Regions from separate parts of the Homo sapiens genome. Here regions 2 and 3 are each linked to region 1. A link is an interaction called in ENCODE POLR2A ChIA-PET data of the cell type or tissue named here. Cell type or tissue: GM12878. All regions are shown on one strand. Region 1 overlaps ELL2 (elongation factor for RNA polymerase II 2). Region 2 overlaps LOC105379091 (a long non-coding RNA gene). Region 3 overlaps LOC105379091 (a long non-coding RNA gene).

Region 1 (2,500 bases):
GCCTGGCTAATTTTTTGTATTTTTAGTAGAAACAGGGTTTCACCATGTTAGCCAGGATGGTCTCGATATCCTGACCTTGTGATCCACCCACGTCGGCCTCCCAAAGTGCTGGGATTACAGGTGTGAGCCACCATGCCTGGCCAAGTGTTGTTGATTTAAAGGCTGGTTCACAGTAACTAACTTTTTGGCTGGTTGTTTGGTTTAGATTTTTGCCTTCCATGTTCAAGAGCTATTTGAAATCCTAAGATTTAAGACAACCATATATATGAAGATTTTATATATATATATATATATATATATATATATATATATATATATATATATACACATACATACATACATATATATATATAAATAAAACTTGGCATGTATCAGATAGCCACCATTTTCTAGAAGCTATCTTTCAAAACAAGGATTGTGCTAAATAGATGTTGGTTTTGATAATCCCTTATATTTCACTCTTTCCATGCTGTAGTGGCTAGAAAGAAATTATTCTTTACTTCATATGTTCTTTAATCTGGTTCTTCCAAATCTGCAGAAAAGGAATTTCTTTTGAATCTAAGGTTACATTGACTCACAGGGAAAAATACTAGATTGGTTTTGTGAAGCTTAATGACTTTCTTTTTGGCATCTAATAAAAGGTTTGAGGCAAAGAAGGAGATACCATTTTTTAAAGTAGTTTTGGATTATTTCTAAATTTCATATCATGTATTATTCTAAGCATATTATTGGCTTTTAACAAGAGCTGAGTGTATTTTATTTCTTCAGGATCAACTGTCTGATTTCTTGTGCTATTTTCTGCTTTTAACTCCAATTTTCTTTCTTCCTCCTCTCTCCTTGCCTAGACATTTTTTATTACAGTGGTTAAAATATAATTATTAAATAGTCTTCTTTGGGTTCTCTATCAGATGATGTCTTAAAGAACAAAGAAAAAAGTGACTCTTGAACAAAAGAATCATTACTACCAGTTCTTAAATAGCATAGGGGGAAAGAAAGATGATCTATTTTATCCAAGTTGCATCCCAGGGAAAAGCATGTCTACTTATTTACTTTTTACTAGTGCAAGTAAAAACAAGTTCTCAAATTGTCTGGTATTTTCCTTCTGCCATAGTGCAAAACCAAAAAAGTGATTCTTAATTCTCTGGCTTTCAGTTTCAAATTTCATATTACTATTGTTGAAGAGGGGCAGGAAAGACTAACTATATAAAATGCTGAATAAGAGCACAGTTCTGAGCCCCAGGTCACTTATTAGCCATGTAGCCTTCAGTAATTCACAGAACTTACCTGAGAAATGAGAATAATAGTATCTACCCCACAAGGGTGCTTCTGAGAATTCCCAGAGGTGGTAGTAAAAATGGATAGTGCCTGACACATTGTAAACGCTCAAATAGTAACTGGTTAGCTAAAACTGTTTCTTTAAACAATCCACTTTAAGTACTCACTTGAACCATCACCACTTATAGAAAGTTTTTTTGTTTTGGGCAAAGTTCCAAAATTATATTTGACATTGGAATTTTTTTTTTTTTTTTGCAGTATCTTTATCATGGCTTATAATGCAGCTTAGATACAAAGGTAGATACCAAGTATTTAATAAATACTTGCTGATTGATTTCAAATAATTTAAGAATTCTTGAATTAAGTAAAGAATAATTCAAGAGTTAACCTTTAGTTAACTCAAAGTTCCATGATGGGTTCAAAAGGGAAGCTAAAGGTGTCTCAAAAACATCTCTAACCTTAAAGAATAAAGTTGGAAAGATCTCTATAATATTTTTTAGAAATATTGTTATTTTCTAGGCCCAGAATGCTATTTCTTGCTTGTATATTTGTAAAACTGACAGTTGTTGATAAGGGAAAGGTAACCACACATTTAATTTGTTTACATGGGTAAGCAATATGTAAATAATCAAGAGATGGTTATAAACTACCTTTATAGGATAACTTTTTTATTCAACTCCAAAAAAACAGCTGTGCTCTTCTCCCACCCCAAAGGAATCATGTCAGAATTAATATTCCTTAGGAAAATGAATATTTCTTAGGAAAATGACTCAGTAAATTATATATTACTTTTATAGTTCTGATATATTGTGAGGAATAGTCCCTGGAAATAAGTGTACATAGATCTCTTTGGTCATAGAGCAATTCTTGTTGCAGTAGCATTGGCTTGTAAATGCAGATGTCAAGAGTATAACCAAACTTAAGAGCATTTTAGCATTGCCTATACTACTATTCTGTGCTTAGGAATGCCCAACATTTCATAAGAGGTATAAAGGGTAAATTCAAGGAGCTTCTAAGAGCAGTGAAAGTACTAAAATTTGACAGAATCTTTTGACTGCAAACCATCACTTTTATCAGGTTGTTGAAGGAGTTTCCCTAGCCAATTACAATCTGCCTTTGTGTTCTTGGTTGGAAATAGATACAAGATAACTCTCTTACTTATAGCTCAAATACTATTCCCTTAAGCCCTAGAGTAACTTGATTTTCAGAAGAGCTACTTGGTGAA
Region 2 (2,500 bases), 69 kb after region 1:
AATGAAGACGTCTAAGTGACAGCACGTGGGAAGGCAGGATGGGACCCCAGGAGCTTACACACTCTTCCTAGGTGGTGCCGAGAACAGCCCAGCAGCCACTTCCAAAAAATGATACGAAGACAAGGAGTGGTAAAGTGCCAGGCAAGCTGTGCCAGAGCACAAGCAGCGGGCACAGGGCTTCAGAGCAAGGAGTCTTGCCAGACAGCCTGGCTTAGAGTCCTGTTGTGCCACTCACAAGCCACAGACTGTGGGCATGTTTATAAAGCCCCAGATCCTCTGTTTCCCATCATGAACAGGATAGTACCTGCCTTGGAGGTTGCTGGGCTGACACATACGTAGAGAGGTGTCTGGCACCTCATAAGTTTACTATATGTATTTTTATTGGATACTTTAAAATTATTTCTTTCCATCTTTTATTCAGAGGTGGAAAGTTCTGTAGCAATATATGTAGCAAAGCAACCAGTCAGAGCTGAACAACCCTATTAGGTTAATTTAGATTTTTGCATAAGAGTGATTGATTGAGCTCCCCGGTAAATGGACACAGCCCAGAACATTTTAAAAGCTCTGCTATTGATTTCTCTATCAAAAATCAGATTTCTCTATGAAATACTTTTTTTTTCCTGTGAATCTTTTTTTTTTTTTTTTTTTAAGAGGGAGTCTCGTTCTGTTGCCCAGGCTGGAGTGCAGTGGCACGATCTCAGCTCCCTGCAACCTCCGCCTCCCGGGTTCATGCGATTCTCCTGCCTCAGCCTCCTGAGTAGCTGGGATTACAGGCACACATCACCATACCCGGCTAATTTTTTGTGTTTTTAGTAGAGACGGGGTTTCACTATGTTGGCCACACTGGTCTTGAACTCCTGACCTCGTGATCTGCCCACCTTGGCCTCCCAAAGTGCTGGGATTAGCAGCACTGGCATGAGCCACCACGCCCGGCCCTCTGTGAATCTTTTCAAGTCCCACATTAGCTTCTCTTGGCATCTTGGCTACCAGTAACTTAGACACAGTGCTGATGCATTTGTTCTCAACTTGAGCTGAACTTTGAATATTCTCTCTATTCTCTTTTCCAGTTGTCTTTATAGAGGACAGTTTTTAAAAGAGCGTTTTTGTCTGGAAGCCTAAGTGCTTCTTGCCACCTAGTTACTAGAGGGGGTTGTTCGTTACAGGTAAGATGCTTTGGATAAAAGGCTGCTGTGAAAATCACTCTTTCTTACACCTGTAAGTTTTTCCTTCTCCTCCCAAGGATAGAGTTCATTTAAATCAGCCTTGTCAAAGGAGTGCCAGGAGGGTCTCTAGGGGTCTCGTGGCCACCTGAGCTTCAGAACTCTGCAGCTGAGAACAGCTGTAAGGGGACACTAGGGACCGTCAGCAAAGCCACCTTTTTCTCCACCCTCCTCCTTCCCTCCTCTTTCTCTGCCCCTGTTGACAAATCTTTATTGCTGTGGTAGCCAATTATCATCCACCCCTCCCTTCCTTAACTCACCCTCCCCACCTGCTCCTCCCTTCTCTTCACTCCCTCCTCTTGACTGAGTGAATGACCCTGGCTCCCCTCTTCTGTTAGCATGCACATCTTACCATTTTCCCCTTGTCTTTGGTTAAAAATGACCTGACATATAGATGGTGACAAGGCCAGGTCAGAAATAGGGACCTAAAAGCATGAAAAATTGGGGAGGATAGAAAATGCTTTGTGGTATTGGGGGAAAGAACGGAACATGGAGTTCTCTACCCTGGGCCTGAGTTCCAGTTGTGACATTCACCTACCTTTGACCCAGGGCAATTTGCCTAAACCCCTAGATCTTCTTTCTTTCATCCCTGGTAATGTAGGATAATGCCTGTGAAGTTTAAACACTGTCACATTGACCATGAGGGACAATCATAAAGCAACAGCGATTGTCATGTGTGTCCCTACAAATCCACTTTTTGGGGGCTGTTTGCCTTCAGAGATGAAATTTCTGGCGGTTCCCAGAATTCCTCAGAGACAGCTACTTTTAAATAAGTCCTGTATTCACTTTTAGCAAGGGCCTCATTTCAGTAACTCACAAGTCCAGTCATGTAACAGCCACAGTTCTGAAATACATTTAGAACTGAATATTCTCCCCTCGTCCAGCTTAGGCCTGCTTTAGTCTGGAAGCCAAGTGCTTTTTGCCATCCTCCCCACTCCTCCCACCACCCAGCATTTCCCAGGATGAAAGGGTGGGAAGGTAGGGAGGAGAGACAAGGAGCATGAGAGGGCTGATTGAATGACAGCTTTGAAGTCCTTGGCCTTGGTTTCCTTTGGGCATTGTCAAAGCCCACCCTGGTTGCCTCGGACTCCTCTGACCTCTCCTATGGCTGGCCCTTGCAGTGGCCTTCAGCATCTGCCTCCAATAGCATACTGCCGTCACTTCAGGCAAGAAGCTAGTAAGCTTACTGCCCATTTAAAAATGATCATACCAACATGCCAACTCGAGGTGTCCCATCTGGTCGCTCACCCACACTCCCACCCCAGTCATAGACCAATCAG
Region 3 (2,500 bases), 81 kb after region 1:
GCTGAGATCAATGTGAGACTAACTGCTTCTCAGAAACATAGAAATCAAAAGCAACACTGAGAATGTCACACTCAGACTGTTGTGAAGCACATGGCATTGAACACTGAGAATCCGTGGGCCTGACCTGCAGAGCTGACTCCTTTCCTTAGCAGCCCCATTTCTCAGGAGGAGCAGCAAACCCCCACCTCCAGTAGAAGCCAACCAAGTCCATTTCCCATAGCCACTGGCAGCCCCTTAATCACTGAGTATTTTCCACAGGCTGGACTACATAGAACTTACCCATTCAGAGAAGGGGTTATTTCAAAACTAAAAGTAAATTTGTTCTCTGAATATGATCTCATTTCCACATTTCCTAAGCTTACCAGCAGCTTGAGTTTCCTTTTTTCTATTCATAGCAGTTCCTTCATCTACTTTTGACTCAACCCTTATCAAAGCAGGTATAGTTCCCTCAGACATTTGTCTGGAAAAACCATGTAAGTGACTCAACAACAAACAACTAAGGAAGCATGAGCACTGCTGTATCATCTTTTTGGTTTAGTATCCTTTATTTTCTAGAAGTGATGCTTTTGTATCTAGCTTCTTTGTATGTATTAGCTAATAGAACAAAAACAGAAAAATATTTACATATATATATTTTACACAAATATATATGTATATATATAAAATGTGTTGGCCAACACCCTTATAATTTACTGCATAAGTTGTACACATTAAAAGAAAAAAAAGATAGCAATGTCTCCTTTAAAAGTTATGCCAAAATTAAAACCCATGCCACTTGAAAAGGTTAAAGCATACTATTTCTAACACCTATTAAACTTCTTTGCTTTCTTAAAACATTCTGTACAGATACTGCCTAACTGTGGAAATCAGTACATCCTTTTCCTCTTTTTAGCCCCTAAAATAAAACTAGCTCCCTCAAGCCAAAAAAAAAAAAGAGGTAGGTTTTGTTTTGATTTCTTCTTATGTGGTATCTCAGCTCATGCTGAGGAAGTGGCTGCAAACGTGTTCACTGTGCCCACACTGTGGTTCCCCAGGCTTGGGGCTGGGGGATGAAGTTTTGTGAAACTTGGTTTAGCCTGGGCTTATTTTGGTGCCTGAGCCCAAATATTTCTTGCCTCTTTCTGCTCCTACTCTCATGCCACTTTTCATTCTTTATTTCTTTTCTTTCTTTTTTTTTTTTTTTCTTTTTTTGGAGACAGAGTTTTGCTCTGTCACCCAGGCTGGAGTGCAGTGGCATGATGTCGGATCACTGCAACCTCCACTTCCTGAGTTCAAGCGATCCTCCTGCCTACAGGTGCATGCCACCATGCCTGGCTAATTTTTTTGTATTTTTAGTAGAGCTGGGGTTTCACCATGTTGGCCAGGCTGGTCTCAAACACCTGACCTCAGGTGATCCTCCCACCTCAGCCTCCCAAGTAGCTGGAATTACAGGTGTGTGCCACCATGCCCAGTTTTGTTTTGTTTTGTTTTGTTTTTTTGAGGGAGCAGGTCTCGCTATGTTGCCAAGGCTGGTCTTGAACTCCTGGCCTCAGCCTCCCAAAGTGTTGGGATTGCAGGCGTGAGCCACCATGCCCAGCCTCACACCACATCTTGATGTGGGCCTTAGCTTATTTTTATGTAGCTGTTAGCCCACTTTTGTACTTGCCTTCTCAGCTTCCCTCAAGGGGCCTAGAAGGCATCAAAGTCAAGACAACTCTAAAAGTTTATTTTGACAAATAGTCTAAAGCCATGACTATCTGTTGTAGAAATATCTGGTCACTTTAGCAAAAACACAAAGCAAATATACATTGGCTGTAGATCTCACATGAATTTTATCATTTCTTGCCATTAAGCTTATGCTATAGAAGCCTGCCAGTTGGGGACAAGCTGTGAAATTTGGGTTTTATAAGCAGATATACCAGGAAGGTACAGGTGATACTGTTCTTTTTAGTTCTTGTGATTGTCCTTTGGGCCAGTAGCAAAGAAGCCATCCTGGCAGAGGAGCTGACTTTGAGGTCTGCAGACACCCAAGGGGCTCTTGGATAGAATTCCAAGGTTCTATAAACTTGGATGGGGAAAGACCCACTTATTTGTTTTCACTAACCTGTAACTAAAATTTAGCAATTTTTTCAATTAAGAAGGCAGGTAACTGTCTTAGTCCATTTGTGTTGCTATAAAAAAAAATCTAAGTCTGGGTAATTCATAAGGAAAAGAGGTTTAATTGACTCATGGTTCTGTGGGCTGTATAAGAAGCATGGTGCCAACATCTGCTCCTTGTGAGGGCCTCAGGTTGCTTTCACTGAAGGCAAAAGGCAGTGGGGAACCAACAGGTGCAGAGATCACATGGCAAGAGAAGCAGCAAGAAGGAAGAAAGAGGGAGGTGAGAGGCTCTACTTTTTTTTGAGACTGAGTCTCTGTTTCCCAGGCTGGAGTTCAGTGGCGCGATCTCGGCTCACTGCAATCTCCGCCTCCTGAATTCAAGCAATTGTCCTGCCTCAGCCTCCCAAGTAGCTGGGATTAC

The links. Peaks named below come from ENCODE experiments on the same cell type or tissue, not always from the same donor. Only the 100,000 strongest peaks of a DNase experiment are listed, where the experiment ranks them.
Region 2: POLR2A ChIA-PET joins it to region 1 with 6 read pairs; 10 of 35 experiments call an interaction of 5 or more read pairs at or near these places.
Region 3: POLR2A ChIA-PET joins it to region 1 with 7 read pairs; 9 of 35 experiments call an interaction of 5 or more read pairs at or near these places.

What each region holds. Positions count from the first base shown.
Region 1 is chr5:95,948,730-95,951,229 of GRCh38, reverse strand. The region is part of intron 1 of ELL2 (elongation factor for RNA polymerase II 2); the gene reads left to right. Among named protein-coding and RNA genes, the nearest start is that of ELL2, 12 kb to the left of the region's middle. In GM12878, no CTCF peak of the experiment used is centred here; a DNase peak (open chromatin) is centred at 1,162; H3K4me3 peaks cover 729 bases; H3K27ac peaks cover 1,510 bases.
Region 2 is chr5:95,879,658-95,882,157 of GRCh38, reverse strand. It overlaps LOC105379091 (a long non-coding RNA gene), which reads right to left. Exons shown (of 3, transcript XR_001742813.2): 3 at 552-2,500. Among named protein-coding and RNA genes, the nearest start is that of LINC01554, 29 kb to the right of the region's middle. In GM12878, no CTCF peak of the experiment used is centred here; no DNase peak of the experiment used is centred here; H3K27me3 peaks cover 144 bases.
Region 3 is chr5:95,868,127-95,870,626 of GRCh38, reverse strand. All of the region lies in intron 1 of LOC105379091 (a long non-coding RNA gene), which reads right to left. Among named protein-coding and RNA genes, the nearest start is that of LINC01554, 17 kb to the right of the region's middle. In GM12878, no CTCF peak of the experiment used is centred here; DNase peaks (open chromatin) are centred at 216, 286 and 1,026; H3K4me3 peaks cover 523 bases; H3K27ac peaks cover 2,041 bases.